Regions from separate parts of the Mus musculus genome. Here region 1 is linked to region 2. The links are chromatin loops, found by intact Hi-C in ENCODE. Cell type or tissue: left cerebral cortex. All regions are shown on one strand. Links, peaks and the distances in the headings refer to the core of each region. The heading gives the core; the rest is flanking DNA.

Region 1 (2,896 bases), core at 202-2,701, 51 kb before region 2:
CAGCAAGGAGTGTCCCTTTCCGTTTCCTGCCTCAGTTCCTGCCTCCACTCCCTGTTGTGGCTTCCTCAATGGTGGACAGCAAGAAACCCTGCAACCTCGGAAGCCAAATAAAACCTTTCCTGCCTAAGCTGGATTTGGTCATGGTGTTTAACGCCACAATAGAAGGCAAAAAACTAGAACAAACCTCAAGGGGCTCTGGAATCTCGACAGAGAATTCTAGAATCTGGGAAAGTCACGCTACAGAGACAAGGGCTCTGTGCGTTTTTTACAACTGTCATGTCAGTGAAACTTGTCCCCCAGATTCATCGGGGCGTACCAACTGCGCTCCTAGATAACCAAAAGTCTCCAACCAGCGCCCAACAGTTGTGCCTACCCTCGAACTGGTGACCCCAGCCGGCCACCTCGCAGAGCACTGTCTCAGAGGGTGGGGCCGCGCCGCTGGGTAGACACACAGGCTGAACGTGAGGTGACAGGATCGCGCAACTGTTGGTTTTGCTTTCCTGCAGGCGCAGCAGAGCTACCCCGAGAGGCAAAGGTTAGATGGCGACATAGGGCCCCAGCCCTCCGCCATCCTTTCTCCCTATCCCTGTAGGGCCACCCCACCCAAGTCGTGCTGGTAGGTGATGGAGGAGAAGCCCTCGTGAAGGCGGTAGGAGCGCACAGCCAGAGTCTGGCACCACTCGCAGCTCTGGTTGTGGCGATCTTGACCAAGTACCACTGTCAGTTCCTCGGGCGCTGGCCTGCAGTCGGGTGGGGGACAGGCAGCAGGCTCAGACCGGCTACAAATGCTCTGGGGGTGCCTTAGTTTCCAACCCCTCGAGGGAGCTCAAGAATGGCGGGCAGGGAAAGAGTAGGGTGCGGGTACGGTAGGAGCGGTCTAGGGGGTCACCGAGGGTGGCACTTGCCGATTCTGCAGGCAGTGAGCCGCGGTCAGCACCCAACAGGGGGCGATGAGACTGCCCGCGCAGAAGTTGTTACCCCAGTACAGTGCAGCGATGTAGGGGTGCGACCCAGGCAGAGCCACTAGTCCGCCCACCACGCGCATGAACGAGGACAGTCCCTTGCGGAACCTCTGTCCGCAGCCCATCGTGTTGGTCTTGGACAGAGAAGTCTGATGATCGGTCGAGTCTGTGGAAGGAGAGACTGGCTGAGGCCATGGATACCTGGCACGGGCTGCCAGGAATAAGAGAGACCCATGTCCTCTGCGCCGGGACCCCCTCCTCTGCCTAACCATTTGGTGCATGGGACAGAGATGGTGCCTGGGACGGGGACTCCTCCTGACTCTCAGGGACAACTAGAGGTGCAAACGTTGGCGTCTGGCACTGCTCCAGGCCGCAATAGTCCCAGCTCAGCCTGTCGCCACTCCAGACGAAGCACCATGGACGTGTGTCATTATCTGGGTTCCTGCAATCTCAAGAGGGAGCACTGTTAGAACGTGGGGAGGCCCTCGAGGACCCTAAGAGAAAGCAAGTTCCCCTGCCCGGTCCCTTCTCGCGAACCGGCAAAATGCGTGGTGGCCCAGGCCCCAGCTTAGCGCTTGCTTCTCAGTCATGTTCCGGTAGGTGGCCTCCACGGTCCACCGCTGACATGGCGCACCCGATTGCGTAGTTCCAGCCTGGCCCCGGTAGCTGAGCCCCCTGCCTTCATAGCAGGTCGCCCAAAGGTCTAGAGAAAGAGAGATGGCTCCCTGCAGTCGGCGGATGAGTCTGTTGGAGCCCTCTGGTTCACTTCCATTCTCTCTATCCACCTCCGCAAGCCTTTCCACACGGGGTCTTACTCACCCAAGTCGCAAAAATATCCAGTGTAGCCTGTAGGGCAACGGCACAGTGGGTGGTCCTCCACGAGGAGGCAGCTGCCCCCATTAAGGCACGGATTGATGCTGCAGGCTGGGGGTGGGGTGGGGAGAGGTGCAAACTGAGCCTTACCTGTGTACATCATTGCACCCAGCCTTCTACCAGGGGTTCCTGACTCTCTGCCCTCCTCCCCACAGTCCCTGCACACCCACTTACCCTGGCTGGCCACCGGCTTGCAGTGAGCCTCAGAACCTTTGCACTCGCACCTGGCCACACCTCCTGGCCCCGTTCTAAACCATAGCTCATTCTCGTGGAAGAACTTGAGAAGCTGAGGCTCAAAGCATTTCTCTGGGGACACAAGGAAGTCAATGGGACCATGGCAAAGCACCGGGTCTCCAGGGACATCTTGCTGGGAGGCAGTTCCTCTTACCTTTCTGGCAATGTTTCCCAGTGAGGTGTTCAGGGCAGAGACAGTGTGGCCCATTGGGGGTGTTGATACATGTCCCTCCTTTGTGGCACGGGTTGTGTTTGCTGCAATGGTCTGAGAGGTAGATAACAAGAGCGAAGCACTTCCGGAGTCGGAAGGACATATGTAGGGACCAATACCCTGCCTGCACCTGCTTGTCATCAAACCATAGAACCCCAAGCTTCTAGACCCTCAAGCTCATCTGGACAATGGTGGCCTCTTTCCCCAGAATTCTTCCTCTGACTTTTGAAAGAATGCTGTAAGAGAAGGAAAAGGGCGGGGCCCAGAATCCCAAGTGTTTGGCATCTGATGATGCTTAGTAGGTGAGTAGGTGTGTGGGAACGGAGTGAGCAGCAAGACACACACAGCCTTGAGCCACCCGGGGCCTGCATGCCATACATACCTTTCACTTTCTTGGGCTCCAAGCAGTATCCCCATTGCTGATCTTCATCAAAGTTGGGGGTGGTAGCACACCTGGGGGATAGATGAGGTTTCCCTGCAGTGCCTGAGGCTGGCTAGGCTAGCCTTGCTTCACACACACACACAAACACACACACACACACACACACACACACACACACACCTTTTGACCAAACACGATGCTTAGATAGCTAGACAGAGTCCATTTCATCCAGCC
Region 2 (2,896 bases), core at 81-2,580:
CGTGTTTTTATCTGGGCTGCATCACCATGGCAGCCTCGTGGTGGGGTTGTCAAGGGGGCGGGCAGAGCTATTGTTCCTACCCTTGTCTGCTCTGGAACGCAGGCCCAGGAGGATAGGACTGGCACGGGCACCAAGTGACACATGGCTGAAGGCAGCCAGAGAGTCAGACAGGAGCCATCTGGGGAGATGGGGTGGCCAAGGCCTGGCACCCTTTCAGCCCGAGTCTTAAGCTGATTTCGGGCACCAAAGCTGAGTGAGTGTGGGTGCGCCAAGGCCAGGCATTTCCTTGAAGCTCCTGGAAAACCTTCCTTCTCACAAGTTCAGTGGGCCAGCGCTTGGTGACTAGACCTAGGTTCAAATTAGAGCTGCGGTCTGTGCAGTTAACTGCTCTTCCAGCTCCCAGCTGTGAGTTAGAAAGACACTGTTACCCACAGGGTTGTGTAAGTTGCTGGTAGAAGGTATTCGAGAAAGGCCCATCTCTGTTCTGTGGGGATGGTGACCCGTCTGTTGCTTGGCCTTAATTAAGCAGTCAGGGCTCCAGACTTCTCTCCCACCAACCCCTGTAGCCCCCCACCCATGCAGAGATGTCGCCCCCTGCTGTGATAGGAGGTGGACCCAGAGACCAGGGTTTGTCCTGACTGTAGGGCTAGGTGGGTCTGAAAGACAAATCTAATTTTCTACCCCACTTTACAAAGAGGGAAAGGGATTAGTGGAAGGAAGGGGGTTGGGTTGGAAGTAAGAGAGGTGCAGCCAAGTGGGGTTTGCGCATGAGTAGGTGGTGTGGGAAGTCGAGTTGGGGCTAGAATCCGGCTGGCAGAGGCGCCTAGAGGAAGGAAAGCCGGCCTGGCCCACGCCCAGCACACGGTGTTGGGAACAGACAAAGACCGGGCTGGTGGCATGCAGTGGCAGCCACTCGCCAATCTCTTTCAGGCGTGGCTAATAGTTGGAAGCAGTGCAGGGCAGAAACTGGGCTCCAAGCGGACTGCTGGTGGGCCTCCTGGAGGTGCACTGCCCTTTCCCTCGCCCCCAAAACACCGCGCCAAGACTACTCCAGCGTCCTGGCAGTCACAGCTTCCGAAACCACCTCGAAGCTGGACCCTGGGGTCGCGGGCGGACTCCGCGCGCCCCCTACTGGCCTCTCTTGGGTCGCGTCAGCACGCGGTCGCCGGGTCCCGATTCGGGGGAAACCCTATCGGGGAAACCTCGGGGCGTGACGTCATCCCTGGGTGACGTCACCCGGCCCCCGGGGAGTGCGGGGGTTCCCACCGAGGAGGCATCCCCGGCCCTGCGCGGGACGCGGATGCAGGCCGGGAGTCACCAAGGACCCTGGCGAGCCTCGCTGAGCCCTGTGTCTGCCCCGCAGGTCGCTCGCGGCCCCGGGTGAAGCAGGCCCGCGCCGGCCGGCGCCATGGGAAGGAGCGGGAACCACAGTTGCCCCTCGCCGGCATGTGCGCCTATTGAGCCCCGCCGCAGGCAGCCCCCGGCCGCAGGTCCCCGAGTGACACTGGCGGCACCTGGGAGCGTGGCGCGGCCCCGGGGCCACGCCGAGGAGCCCAGCGTCCAGTAGAGCCGCCGAGGACCTGCCGCTTGTGCCGCAGCCATGGTGATGTCCCAGGGCACCTACACGTTCCTCACTTGCTTCGCCGGCTTCTGGCTCATCTGGGGTCTCATCGTCCTGCTCTGCTGCTTCTGCAGCTTCCTGCGCCGCCGCCTCAAACGGCGCCAGGAGGAGCGACTAAGGGAGCAGAACTTGCGTGCCCTGGAGCTGGAGCCCCTCGAGCTTGAGGGCAGCCTGGCTGGAAGTCCTCCCGGCCTGGCGCCGCCGCCGCCACCGCACCGCAGCCGTCTGGAGGCGCCTGTGCACGCGCACTCGCACGTGCACGTGCACCCGCTGCTGCACCACGGGCCGGCGCCGCCGCACGCGCACCCGCACCCACACCATCACGCACTGCCGCACCCACCGCCGCCGCACCTCGCCGTGCCGCCCCGGCCCTGGAGCTATCCGCGCCAAGGTAAGGCTGCGTTTCGGCAGGCGAGCGCTCCCTGCCCATGCCGGAGGCGCCCCACCCTTAGCACCGGGAGAAGCGGGCTGGGGTGGTGGTGGCTGGGCGAGGCTTCTGCCCCGGGCCGGCGGCTTCATCCTCACCAGCCCGCTTCCCGTTCCGCAGCGGAATCGGACATGTCTAAGCCGCCGTGCTACGAGGAGGCGGTGCTGATGGCCGAGCCGCCGCCTCCCTACAGCGAGGTGCTCACGGACACTCGCGGCCTCTACCGCAAGATCGTCACGCCCTTTCTGAGCCGCCGCGACAGCGCGGAGAAGCAGGAGCAGCCGCCTCCGAGTTACAAGCCTCTCTTCCTGGACCGGGGCTATACTTCGGCGCTGCATCTTCCCAGCGCCCCGCGGCCCGCCGCACCCTGCCCTGCCCTCTGTCTGCAGGCGGAACGCAGCCGCCGGGTTTTCCCCAGCTGGACCGACTCAGAGCTCAGCAGCCGAGAGCCCCTGGAGCACGGAGCTTGGCGTCTGCCGGTCTCCATCCCCTTGTTCGGGAGGACTACAGCCGTATAGAGGGGCGCCCGGCGTCCCGAGCCCCACGGGCGAACTCCTAGCCTGACTGCGAGGCTTTTTAAATGCTTCCCTTGGACTGCAGGGAGGGGTGGGGGGGAGGGAGGGATTTCTTACCCTGTTTGTTACATTTTGAGGATAATAAAGGTGTGTGATCTGCTTTGGTACAAGCGGAGGGGGATACCAGCTGCTTTAAGCACAAGGTGCTAGTGACCGGGCATGTGGACTTTAGGGAAAGTGCCCGAGTACTGGCCTTGAGAGCAGAGGGCTGGTGTTCGGAAACCAAAGGTTGTTTCTCAAGGGCTTAATGTTCCGTCTCCTCCTAACCTGTTT

The links. Peaks named below come from ENCODE experiments on the same cell type or tissue, not always from the same donor. Only the 100,000 strongest peaks of a DNase experiment are listed, where the experiment ranks them.
Region 1: it touches region 2 in a loop (5-fold over the local background); 30 of 42 quality-filtered maps call a loop at or near these places.

Annotation. Positions count from the first base shown.
Region 1 is chr13:55,419,744-55,422,639 of GRCm38, forward strand. F12 (coagulation factor XII (Hageman factor)) reads right to left here. Exons shown (of 14, transcript NM_021489.3): 4 at 2,663-2,733; 5 at 2,224-2,334; 6 at 2,010-2,141; 7 at 1,782-1,886; 8 at 1,500-1,665; 9 at 1,232-1,404; 10 at 906-1,128; 11 at 604-740; 12 at 374-517. Among named protein-coding and RNA genes, the nearest start is that of F12, 5.6 kb to the right of the region's middle. In left cerebral cortex, for the core only: a CTCF peak has its summit at 1,559; a DNase peak (open chromatin) is centred at 1,613; H3K4me3 peaks cover 727 bases.
Region 2 is chr13:55,470,425-55,473,320 of GRCm38, forward strand. Prr7 (proline rich 7 (synaptic)) reads left to right here. Exons shown (of 3, transcript NM_001030296.4): 2 at 1,364-2,012; 3 at 2,169-2,731. The coding sequence starts at 1,601. The coding sequence ends at 2,566. Among named protein-coding and RNA genes, the nearest start is that of Mir6944, 5.9 kb to the right of the region's middle. In left cerebral cortex, for the core only: CTCF peaks have their summits at 1,137 (motif pointing left) and 1,350; DNase peaks (open chromatin) are centred at 136, 844, 1,107, 1,955 and 1 more place; H3K4me3 peaks cover 1,835 bases; H3K27ac peaks cover 2,500 bases.